2 separate regions of the Homo sapiens genome follow, and region 1 is linked to region 2. Evidence: chromatin contacts called from ENCODE Hi-C data. All regions are on one chromosome and are shown on one strand. The core of a region is the stretch at or near the end of the contact, and the rest is flanking DNA. Distances in the headings are between cores, read along the strand shown.

The links. A loop is a pair of places that touch in the nucleus more often than their neighbours do. Pooled maps may share reads with other maps.
Region 1: a map of ascending aorta shows a loop between it and region 2 (4-fold over the local background). The contact joins the promoter of ZNF503-AS1 here to the promoter of SAMD8 in region 2. A Hi-C loop is called at or near these places in 2 of 168 maps with a recorded cell type or tissue (ascending aorta and gastrocnemius medialis) and 12 of 50 pooled maps.

Annotation. Positions count from the first base shown.
Region 1 is chr10:75,294,820-75,300,365 of GRCh38, forward strand. It overlaps ZNF503-AS1 (ZNF503 antisense RNA 1), which reads left to right and starts at 1,564. Exons shown (of 4, transcript NR_038226.1): 1 at 1,564-1,832; 2 at 4,133-4,255. It also overlaps a transcript of ZNF503 not described here. RefSeq lists silencers at 265-374, 395-444.
Region 2 is chr10:75,109,245-75,114,743 of GRCh38, forward strand. It overlaps SAMD8 (sterile alpha motif domain containing 8), which reads left to right and starts at 2,412. Exons shown (of 6, transcript NM_001174156.2): 1 at 2,412-2,478. RefSeq lists enhancers at 1,222-2,171, 2,172-3,120 and a silencer at 2,159-2,498.

The DNA.
Region 1 (5,546 bases), core at 314-2,813, 180 kb after region 2:
GTCAGCGAGGGGCCGCCTGTCAGGGTTCTATCTGCGCGATGATTGATGCGGGCCCGGGTTTTTCTGTCAGCCTGTCACGGCGCAGGAATGTTTAATGTTCTCATTATTGGTTACGCTGTTGTGTATATTTCTCTGTCAGCACCGCGGACCCAGCTGAACTGGCAGAGCACTTCAAAGGCCTACGGGTCATTCATCATCCCCATGACGCTCCGGCAAATGCTCAGCTTCAGCCCCGCGCCAGGGATTTGTTATGACTTGCGAGCCGCCTGACAGACAGGGCTGCGGCGGCCGGGAGGGGACGCGCGGGAGGCGGGCTCCGGGCCCTTCCTGTCACGCCGGGCCCGCGACTCCGACTCGGGGGGCAGGCGGCACGGCGCGGGGCGGGCCCGCCTGGGCGACCCCCGGGAGGGGTGGCAGGAGGAGGCAGGGGCGCGCCCCCTCATGGGCCCCGGGGCGCCCTCACACCTCTCCCTGCAGTCCCGCCCTCCTCCTCCTGGCGGGCGGCGGCCTCTCCCAAAGTTGTGCCGCAGACCCAGAGGTTGAGGGGGGGAAAAGCGAAACTTGCAACCGTCCAGGGCCAGGGAGGGGCGGGAGCTGGGAGCGAGAGCAGGAGAGTATCGGAGCTTTGTTTCCTTTCCCAGGCCGTGACATGATTAATCGTTTTCTTCTGATCTAATTTTGGAACATGAAAAACAGCACATTTGTCTTGAAGAAAAATGATGTGCCGAACTGCGCAGATGGAAATTTCGAGCAATGAGAAAGATTAAAGTGAAACCCCACTCCTTAGACCTAATCATGAGTTGTAGATTATTCTGTCGGCCCAGCCAGATGGTAGCTCTGATTCCACAGCCCCTTCTTATATTAATGAATACTCGACTGTTATATTTGACTTAGGTAAGTGAAATGTCTATCAGAGCTAATGGACTGCCAGCCAGCATAACACATGTTGTACCGCTAAGGGTCCTTCTGCATTTTTCATGTTTTATACTAATGTAGAACATTTTGTTTCCTACTGTTTTTCATCATTGTCACTGTTTGCTAAATATTTTCACATGGAAGGGGGGAGAGAGAGAGACAAAGTCAGGAGGAAAAAGAACCCCCCTCCAAACTTGTGTCCAAAGCTAATTTCCTCCCGTTGGGCTTGGCTATAACTCTACAAGTAAAACAGTCACCCCGAGCAATACGTACAGGAACTCAATAGTAACGTGATTAAGTTCCTAGTCAACAAGACTACACTCGACTGTATGTTAACAAACCTAATTATAGCCCCGTGGTAATAAATTGGGCCAGGGCCCTGGCTGCACATCTCTGAGGTCATGTCTAGGAGAGCTGTTTGACCCTCTTGTCTCAGGGAAGAGAATTGTCCTGGAGAGGGGTCCCTGTCTCAGCATGGTAGAGGGGCTGTTTTCTCCCTGACCTAGTTGTCCAGCCCCTGGGAGGATGGGTGGATGCCAGGAAGCATTTCAGAGCGGAAGGTCATCGGCATGAGAACTGGGTATTAGGATTTGCTGGAGGAGACCGGAAGGGCAGTGGCTTCTGAGCCATTGGCCCCTTTCACGTTGTGAGTGGCATCAGGATGTCTGAGAGGAGAGCATGGTGTTTTTGCTTCATTGGATCCATGCAGGTCTTGGAGGGTGGTGGCCCACTCTTTCTGGGCCAAGTAGAGGGTGGCTCAGACACCCCCCCTTCCTCCAGGCTTCTCATCTGTAACTGGTGAAGCCCGGAAGAGCTTGTTGTTCAAGAGGAAATCTTGTGTTACTTCTTTATGAAGGACTCCAGCCTGGTGGAGATGAATGAGTCCTGAAGATGGAATCGAAGCTGTTTGGGCACAAGTAAGCTGGAAGGGGTTGAGGGACATTTTCAAGGAGTGATGTCTTGAGAGAAAAATGGAAAGAAATCCACAGGCAGAAAAGAGATATCTAGATATGAAAACATGGGGCAGGGGGAGGGAGAGAGAGAGAAGAGAATGCAGAGAAAGAGAGAGACATACAGGAGAGGACGTGTAGGTACCAACAGAGGAGATGGCCCATGAACTCAGAGGAGAAACTCTTCTTGCCTCAGCCAAAGTGAGCTTCCTAAAAAGCCATTTTGACCCCTGCTAAAAATTCTCTCCTGGCTGTGATTCCTACGGGAGTCAGTTGCAGTGTCTTGGCTGGGAATAGGTGAGCCTCTCCATCTACCCCCAGTTTCTCTCTCCAGCCTTATCTCTCACTTGTCCTCAACTGTGACCTTGCCCTTCTGCCACATGAGCCTTCTTAGGATCCCCAAGAGTGCCAGCCTCTTTCAGAACAGTGTGATTTTATCTGTGTTTATTTCTGTCTATCCTACTCTCCTGTATTCTTTCCCTGGCAAACTCCTACTCATCCTTCAAGACTCAGCTCTCAGATCTCCTCCTCTGTGACATTTTCCTGACATTCCCAGGAGGCATTATTCATCCTCTGACCCCCACCCCCGACTCTAGCTAGGCTGCATTGAAAAATGTCTGTGTTTACAAGTCTCTTGCTCTACACCTTCCTTCCTCTACAGCTATTCCTCTGCTCATTCGTTTACTCATTCAAGAAATGTACATTAAGACCTTACTGTGTGACAGATATTGTTCTAGACACTGGGGATTTAGCAATATACAAAATCCCCTGCCCTTCTGGAGGTGTATTTGTGGATTTCATTCATTTCAGTAGCTGTATTTGTGGATGTATTAATGAGGCTCTTTTATAGTAAGAAACAGAAACTTGCTCAGGCTAGCTCTAGAAATGGGTATTACTGTAAAATGGTGGCAATAAGGAAGGCAGAAAATCTCACAGAGACCCAAGAGCAGCTGCACAGCTGAGCTTCACAGCTTCTGTAACTCGTTAATTGGCTCATTCATGGCCCTTCCTAGGCCCATGTCATTTAAGAAACTTTTTATTGTGATATGAAATACATACATAAAAGTGCATATATCACAAAAGTACAGCTCAATGAATTTTCACAAACTACAACCCATAAAGAGGTGAAGAAACATAACATTCATTACCCCAGTACCTCCTATCCTCCTTTATTTCATTTTTAAGATACATTCTCATCCCAGCTTCTCCCCAACTGTTTACCATGTGATGTTTTGATTTCTGTTTTCACTGGATTCATTTTATAAACAGCTTTATTTAGGTGAAACCTACATACCGTAAAATCATCCATTATAAATGAACAATCCAATGATTTTTTAGTAAGTTTATAAAGAGCAACCATGATCACAATCCAGTTTTAGAACATTTCCATCATCCCAAAGAATCCTCCTGAGTCAATTTTCAGTCAGTACTCAGTTCCAGCCCCAACCCCAGCCCCAGACTACCAGGTTTTACGTTTAGGTCTGGGATCCATTTTTTAAAAATAATTTTACTAAGATATAATTCACATACTGTAAAGCCTACACTTTAGAAGGTAAAATTATGTGTTTCTAATATATTTACAAAGCTGTACAAATATCACCCCTATTTAATTCGAGAACATTTTAATCACCAAAAAGAAACCCCATATCTATTCATAGTCACTCCCCACTTTTCCCTCCCTTTAGTCCTGGAAATCACTACTCTCCTTTCTGTCTCTATGGATTTGCCTATTCTAGACATTCCACATGAATAGAGTCATATAATATGTGGCCTTTAACGCCTGGCTTCTTTCACTCAGTATAATGTTTTCAAGATTCATCCATGTTGTAGTATGTATGAGAACTTCATTCCTTTTTATGGCCAAATAATATTCCATTGTATAGATTCACAATATTTTGTTCATCCATTCCTATACTGATAGACATTTGGATTGTTTCTACTTTTGGCTCTTATGATGAATAATGCTGTTATGAACATTTATGTACAAGTTTTTATGTGGCCATGTTTTCAGTTCTTTTGGGTATATATGTAGGAGTGGGATTGCTGGGTCATGCGCTGACTAGGTTTAACTTAAAATTTTTTAATATAAATTAAAAAATGTTTTATTTTTTATTAAATAAACAGAGATGGGGTTTCACCTTGTTGCCCAGGCTGGTCTTGAACTCCTGGACTCAAGCAATCCACCTGCCTTGGCTTCCCAGAGTGCTGGGATTGCAGGCATGACCTACCATGCTTGGTGTATGTTTAACTTTTTTTTTTTTTTTTAGACAAGGTTTCACTCTTGTTGCCCAGGCTGGAGTGCAATGGTGTGATCTAGGCTCACTGCAACCTCCACCTCCCGGGTTCAAGTGATTCTCCTGTCTCAGGCTCCCAAGTAGGTGGGATTACAGGTATGTGCCACCATGCCCAACTAATTTTGTGTTTTTAGTAGACATGAGGTTTCACCATGTTGGTCAGGCTGGTCTCGAACTCCTGACCTCAGTTGATCCACCCGCCTCGGCCTCCCAAAGTGCTGGGATTACAGTTGTGAGTCACCATGCTCAGCCTTGTTTAACTTTTTGAATGTGATCTATTTGAAGTTAATTTCTGTGTATGGTATGAGGTAAGAGTTTAAGTTTATTTTTTTGCATATGGATATCCAGTTGTCCCCCATAACGTTTTTTAAATCATGAATTTGCATGGGATTTTGTCAGGTGTTTTTTCTGCATTTACTGAGTGAGCTATTGAACTTTCTGAGTATTACTGTCGAATTATCTATTTCTCCTTTCAATTTCATGAGTTTTTGTTTTACGTATTTAGGGGTTCTGTTGTTCAGTGCATATATATTTATAATTGGTATTTCCTAATGTATTTACAATTTTATCATTATAAAACATCCTTTGTCTCTAATTATCGGGGGAAATTCAGCCAGATATCGGGCAAAATTCACCCCCAATATTTCACGTAGGTTCTTTTCTATTTTCCCTAAGCGCTGGCCAGTTTGAGAAATAAAGGGACAGAGTACAAAAGAGAGAAATTTTAAAGCTGGGCATCTGGGGGAGACATCACATGTCGGTAGGTTCGGTGATGCCTGCCGAGCCGTGAAACCAGCAAGTTTTTATTAGTGATTTTCAACAGGGGAGGGAGTGTGTGAATAGGGTGTGGGTCACAGAGATCACATGCTTCACAAGGTAATAGAATATCACAAGGCAAATAGAGGCAGGGCAAGATCACAGGACCACAGGACCAGGTTGAAATTAAAATTGCTAATGAAGTTTTGGGCACCATTGTCATTGATAACATCTTATCAAGAGACAGGGTTTGAGAGCAACTGGTCTGACCAAAATTTATTAGGCAGGAATTTCCTCATCCTGATAAGCCTGGGAGCGCTATGGGAGACTGGGGCTTATTTCATCCCTACAGTCTCAACCATAGAAGACTGGCACACCCAAGGGGGCCATTTTAGAGGCCCACCCTCAGGGGCACATTCTCTTTCTCAGGAATGTTCCTTGCTGAGAAAAAGAATTCAGCGATATTTCTCCCATTTGCTTTTGAAAGAAGAGAAATATGGCTGTGTTCCGCCTGGCTCACCGGCGGTCAGAGTTTAAGGTTATCTCTCTTATTCCCTGAACAATTGCTGTTATCCTGTTCTTTTTTCAAGGTGCCCAGATTTCATATTGTTCAAACACACATGCTCTACAA
Region 2 (5,499 bases), core at 1,162-3,661:
AGGTGACAGAAGCAAGTGACTCAGCAAGTCACAGGGGCCTCTGGAGTGGACAAGACCTTTTCCTCCCCAAGCCTCCCCCCACCCCCAAACTCCATGAGAACACAGAATCAGAGAGACCTCTGCAAGTCAGCTACCACCCTGAACCTCAGTTTCTTCATCTGTAAAGTAAGGATAATCACACCTACCTCAGAGAATTTGAGGATTAGATGAAACAAAGGACATGCTGGGTCTGACACATAGTAGGTGCTTAGAAACATCTGTGGAATTAGTAGATGTAGAGCCCTGCCTAAGGCTATTAGGTTCTGAGGACTGAGTTAAAGTAGAGATCCAGGGTGCAGAGGAGGTGGCTGGTTCCAAGGATGAATGATAGAAAGAACTGAAAGAAGTGTACAGTCTAGGTGGGCCACAAATTGGGCAGGAGCTGGATTGGATGTCTGTTGGATGAGTCTCTGAATTACGGAGGTCAGGGACAGTTTTCTGAGTTGTAGAGTCAGAGAAATATGGGTAAGAGACATGGAGAGCTTCCTTTAAAGGGTGCCCACAAGATTCATGGGGGGAGGGGGAAGGTGTTTTTTTTTGTTTTGTTTTGTTTAGACAGGGTCTCACTCTGTCACCCAGGCTGGAGTGCAGTGGCATCATCTTGGCTCACTGCCACTACCACCTCCCAGGTTCAAGTGATTCTCCTGCTTTAGCTTCCTGAGTAGCTAGGATTACAGGCATGTGCCACCATGCCACACTAATTTTTGTGTTTTTAGTAGAGATGGGGTTTTGCCATGTTGGTCTGACTGGTCTTGAACTCCTACCTCAAGTGATCAGCCTGCCTCGGCCTCCCAAAGTACTGGGATTACAGGTGTGAGCCGCCGTGCCGGGCCAATGGGGCAAGGTTTGAACAATGGTCCTGTAGTGAAGATGGCTAACTTCTCAGAAGAGAAGGCTGAAGAGGGCCTTGTATGTCAAATGGGGAGACGGGAGGTGAGTGTTGCCCTAGACTTTGAGAGCCAAAGGGGCTAACTGTCATCAGAAACAGTGGGAGGGAGATTCCTCTGCCTATAAGGGCTTTGGGTCCCAAAATAGAAACTGAGAAAGGTCAACCTGTCCTTCTGCCAGAGCTGGTTATCAGCAAGAGAGATGAGATGTCTCACCCTCTCTCATGTGACTTCTCAGTGGCCCTAATGGAGCTGGGAAGGGTATGAGCTGCAGTGGGGAGGTTCCCAGCTGCCCTTGGCCTTAAGACCAGTTTGAAGGGAAAGGCCACACCAGGGCATCCCATGGAAGCAGTCTACACTCATGTCTATCCCATTCAGAACCATTGAAGTCGGCCCGGCACTGTGTGGGGAGGCAAGACCAAGGAGGGGCTCGTGTCCAGGTTACAGCTGGGTTTGGACTTGGTTTATGCCAATGCTAGACCTGGCTTGGGAGGAGACCTTCCCTCAGGGTGGTGCAGCATGGTGGAGTGAGGAAAATACAGGATCTGATGTTAGAGAGATTTGGGTTGGAATATCAGTTTGCAATATGTCAGGCAGTATGTTTCTTTACTTTTCTGTGCTATAGGATCCCCCTTGCAGAATTAGCACTAGGATTTTTTTTTTGAGATGGAGTTTGCTCTTGTCGCCCAGGCTGGAGTGCCATGGCGTGATCTCGGCTCATTGCAACCTCCATTTCCCGGGTTCAAGCGATTCTCCTGCCTCAGCCTCCCGAGTAGCTGGGATTACAGGTATGCACCACCACGCCCGGCTAATTTTTGTATTTTTAGTACAGACGAGGTTTCCCCATGCTGGCCAGGCTGGTCTCGAACTCCTGACCTCAGGTGATCCCGCCTCAGCCTCCCAAAGTGCTGGGATTACAGACGTGAGCCTCCGCTCCCGGCCTTAGCACAAGGATTAAATGAGATGTTTATATGGCGTTTGGCATAGACACTGTCAAAGAGTAAATGGGCAATAAATTATAACAATGATCATTGGGGGCTGGCTATTGGAGAAGAGCTGGCTCTCTCCAGAGGAATTCGGATTACCTCCTTCTAGGCCCTAACCCCATTTACTGATCCCACAGGCCCCGCCCCGGCTCCGCTAGCCCCGCTTCCTCCTGTCGCTTTGGCCTCCGGCATGACGCATGCGCCCTCGGGCTCCTCCGCGGCAGCATCTCGGTTCTCCTCTCGGGCCCATCTGGAGCCTCGCGTCTTTTCCAGTGTGGGCCCCGCCCCCTGCCGGTAGAACCCCGTCCCCGGCCGGTAGGGCCCCGCCTCCCGAAGCAGTTCCGGTTCGGCTCCGAGCAGCTGCCGGCGCGGCGGTGACGGCGGCCGGGACGATGCCTGCGCGCAGTCGCCACCGCCCCCGCCTCCACTCCGGCTCCCCGCCCCGGGCTCCGCCCCCGCCGCTTGAGGCGCTTCACTCCGGCGAGGCGGGGAGGGCCCCGGACTCCGACGGCGGCTCGGACGCCGACTCGGAGGTGGGTCCGGGGAGCCCGACTCGGACCGCGGAGGTGAGCGGGAGCTGAGGCTGAGGAGAGGGGAGCTTGGGGGGCGCCTGCTGCCAAGGGTGAGTGGGGAGTCTGGGATGGAGCCGGGGGCTGCCGAGGGACCGCGACCTGGAGGGGCCCCGGGGAGACGGTTGAGGGAACCGGGATAGTCAGCTCTGGAATGGAATCTGAAGCAAATGGAGGTTGTCGAACTGAGGGCCTGAAGGCTGAGGGATAAGTGGAGGCCGAGGAACGAGAGGGAGAGAGCGAGAGGGGGAGGCTTGAAGAGCCCAGAGCTTGGGGGCTTTTGAAAGCTGCGCAGTGGGGGAAAAAGATCGAAGGTCCTGCGGGAATGTGGACCCGGAAGAAGAGATGCTCTGGGTTTGGCAGCGGGGATGAGGAGTCAGAGGAGCAAGACCTGGGCCGGTGTTCCCTTCCCAGGGCGAGGGAGGGCGATCGGGGCTGGGACTGGAGCCCTCTCATGGGGTTCTCCTCTTACGGAGCCCTCTTATCCGCCTCCCACCCCGGGTGGGGCTGGTGGTGATGGAGGGCAGGATTTAGGTTTGACTAGAAGGAGGAGGGCTGTTGGATGGGAAATCGTCTGGCCTCAAGGGGTGAGGGAGGCACTGAAAAAGAGAAGTGTGGTCAAGAAAGAAAAGGAGCCCTTGGGGATCTAATTTTGGGCTTTGGCATTTTTACAGGTGCCTTTTAAAACATCAAAGATCACTAGGGCAATGTACTTGGATCGTGGGGCTTTCTCGTTCGTGCACAGTGGATCATTTTAAGAATCTTGGGTGGAAGGGGCGGTGTGAATCACTGATTTGCCTAAAGGACTGGGGGAAGTAGTGGAGAGGAAGTGATGTTTGAAGAAGGTAGTGGAAGACGTGATTCTGAAAATGAAGATATCATTTGGATTTATTGACAGTAATGGTGTCCTTTTTTTCATTGTAATTTTTTCGTAGCTAAGTTTAAATACCAGACATGTTAAGATCCTAAAAATTTACTATATTACCTTTAAGTTTTAAAAACTTGAAACAAGACTTTGGATACTCAGATTTTAAAAATTAAACTTGAAACAAGAATTTGGACACTTGGATTTTACAGATACTCAACATGGACTGGTTCCACTTTCAAAGTTTTAAGTTGACACATGTATTTGCCACATAGTAAATGTATGGTCAATGCAAGTTTCTGGGTGAAGGGGGCACAGTGAACTTGCCACAGTCTAGGCGCAATACCAAATCTTCCTCTCACTGATAACCCCAGGATTGGACTTATCTCTTGAAAATTGGAGAGGTACCTTTGACTGATTGGCAAAACCAATATTGAAATACTATTTTGCAGGTATTGTGTGAATAGTATTTTTAGTAGAGTGATTTGGAAAAATAAGGACAGAGGATGCTTGTAGTTGGCAGCCAACACAACTGGGACAGGTGGGTATACAGATGCTTTTTATAGAAGACATAGTTCCAAAACATAATTATGCCAGAAAAAGAATGATTGCAATATTTATATTCACTTTAGTAGAGATAAATTGACTTCCTTTTGTGATTGTTAAGTCATAACATGGTTCCATGAAGTCTTTGACTTTAGCCACATGTCTCATATGTTTTACAACTTTTTATGTGATTATAGGTTTGTAAAGTTGTTGGCCATTTCTTTTCTCTTCCTTCTTTTCTTTTCTTTCCTTTCTTTTTTTTTTTTGAGACAGAGATTCGCTGTGTTGCCCAGGCTTAAGTGATCCTCCCACCTCAGCCTCCCAAGTAGCTGGGAGTAGCTGGGACTGCAGGTGGGCGCCACCATGGCTGGCTAATTTTTGTTAGCATCAAGCGTTTTCTAAATGCTTGATTAAATCTAAATGGATATCTACTGTTTAATCTTCATGAGATGATAATTTGATTTGCAACAGCTTTTAAATTAGTTTATGTGTATGGGCTATGTGACATACCCTCAGATGCACAGTGGAATAGTAATTGTTTCTTCAAAGGATATGTGAATTCTTAGCTAAAAATGCTGAGATTGTTAAAGTATTAATTCCCTTTTCTTTAACTTAATACAAATTATCTTCAGTTGAAGTTTATGTAATATTACTGTTTGTTGGTTTTATCTTTAGAGTGAGATCCTCTGGAGACCTTATCTTCATACTTAGTTGTGAATAAAAGTCATGGCATGTAAAAATTTGCTGAACTGCAATATAAGAACTCTATTAAGATTACAGCTTAATGTTATTGCAAAATTAAAGAGAAACTGTTAGATGGAGTTGTACAATTAACATATTAGCATGTCTAATAGTTTTTTAATTTTTGTTTCCCTTTGTCAGTTCTCACACCCATTGAATAAAGAAAATCAGTTTTTGGCTAGGTGTGGTGGCTTACTCCTGTAATCCCACCACTTTAGGAGGCCGAAGCAGGCAGATCACTTGAGGTCAGGAGTTCAAGACCAGCTTGGCCAACATGGCAAAACCCCATCTCTACTAATACTATAAAAAGAATTAATCAGGTGTGGTGGCTCACACCTGTAATCCCAGCTACTCAGGAGGCTGAGGCAGGAGAATCTCTTGAACCCGGGAAGCAGAGGTTGTGAGCTGAGATCACACCACTGCACTCCAGCCTGGGCAACAGAGTGATATGTCTCAAAAAAAAAAAAAAAATCGGTTTCTCTAAGGCAGAAGAAGCCATCATGACTGCGATGGCAGAATATGCAGACATATTTAGGTAAATCAGTTTTGATTTCAGTACCATAACCCCCCTTCTGCAAAAGCTTATTCACATTGCACAGTTGCTTATAAACATTTTTTTATTTTGTTAATCATTAGATCCTCAATACTTCTTCAAAACTTTGCTGTTACTGATTAAGACATTTTCATGGCTTTTCTAAGAATTGAAATTTGAACACTTTTTTTGAGAAACTTAAATCACAGATGTTTCCATGAATAGTATTATTATTGTTTTATAAGAATGCCATGTTAACAAGCTATTCTTTCAAGATTTTTACTTCCAGGCCTGATGTAATATATGGTGTTAATTGTTGGGTGTACCTAGCATG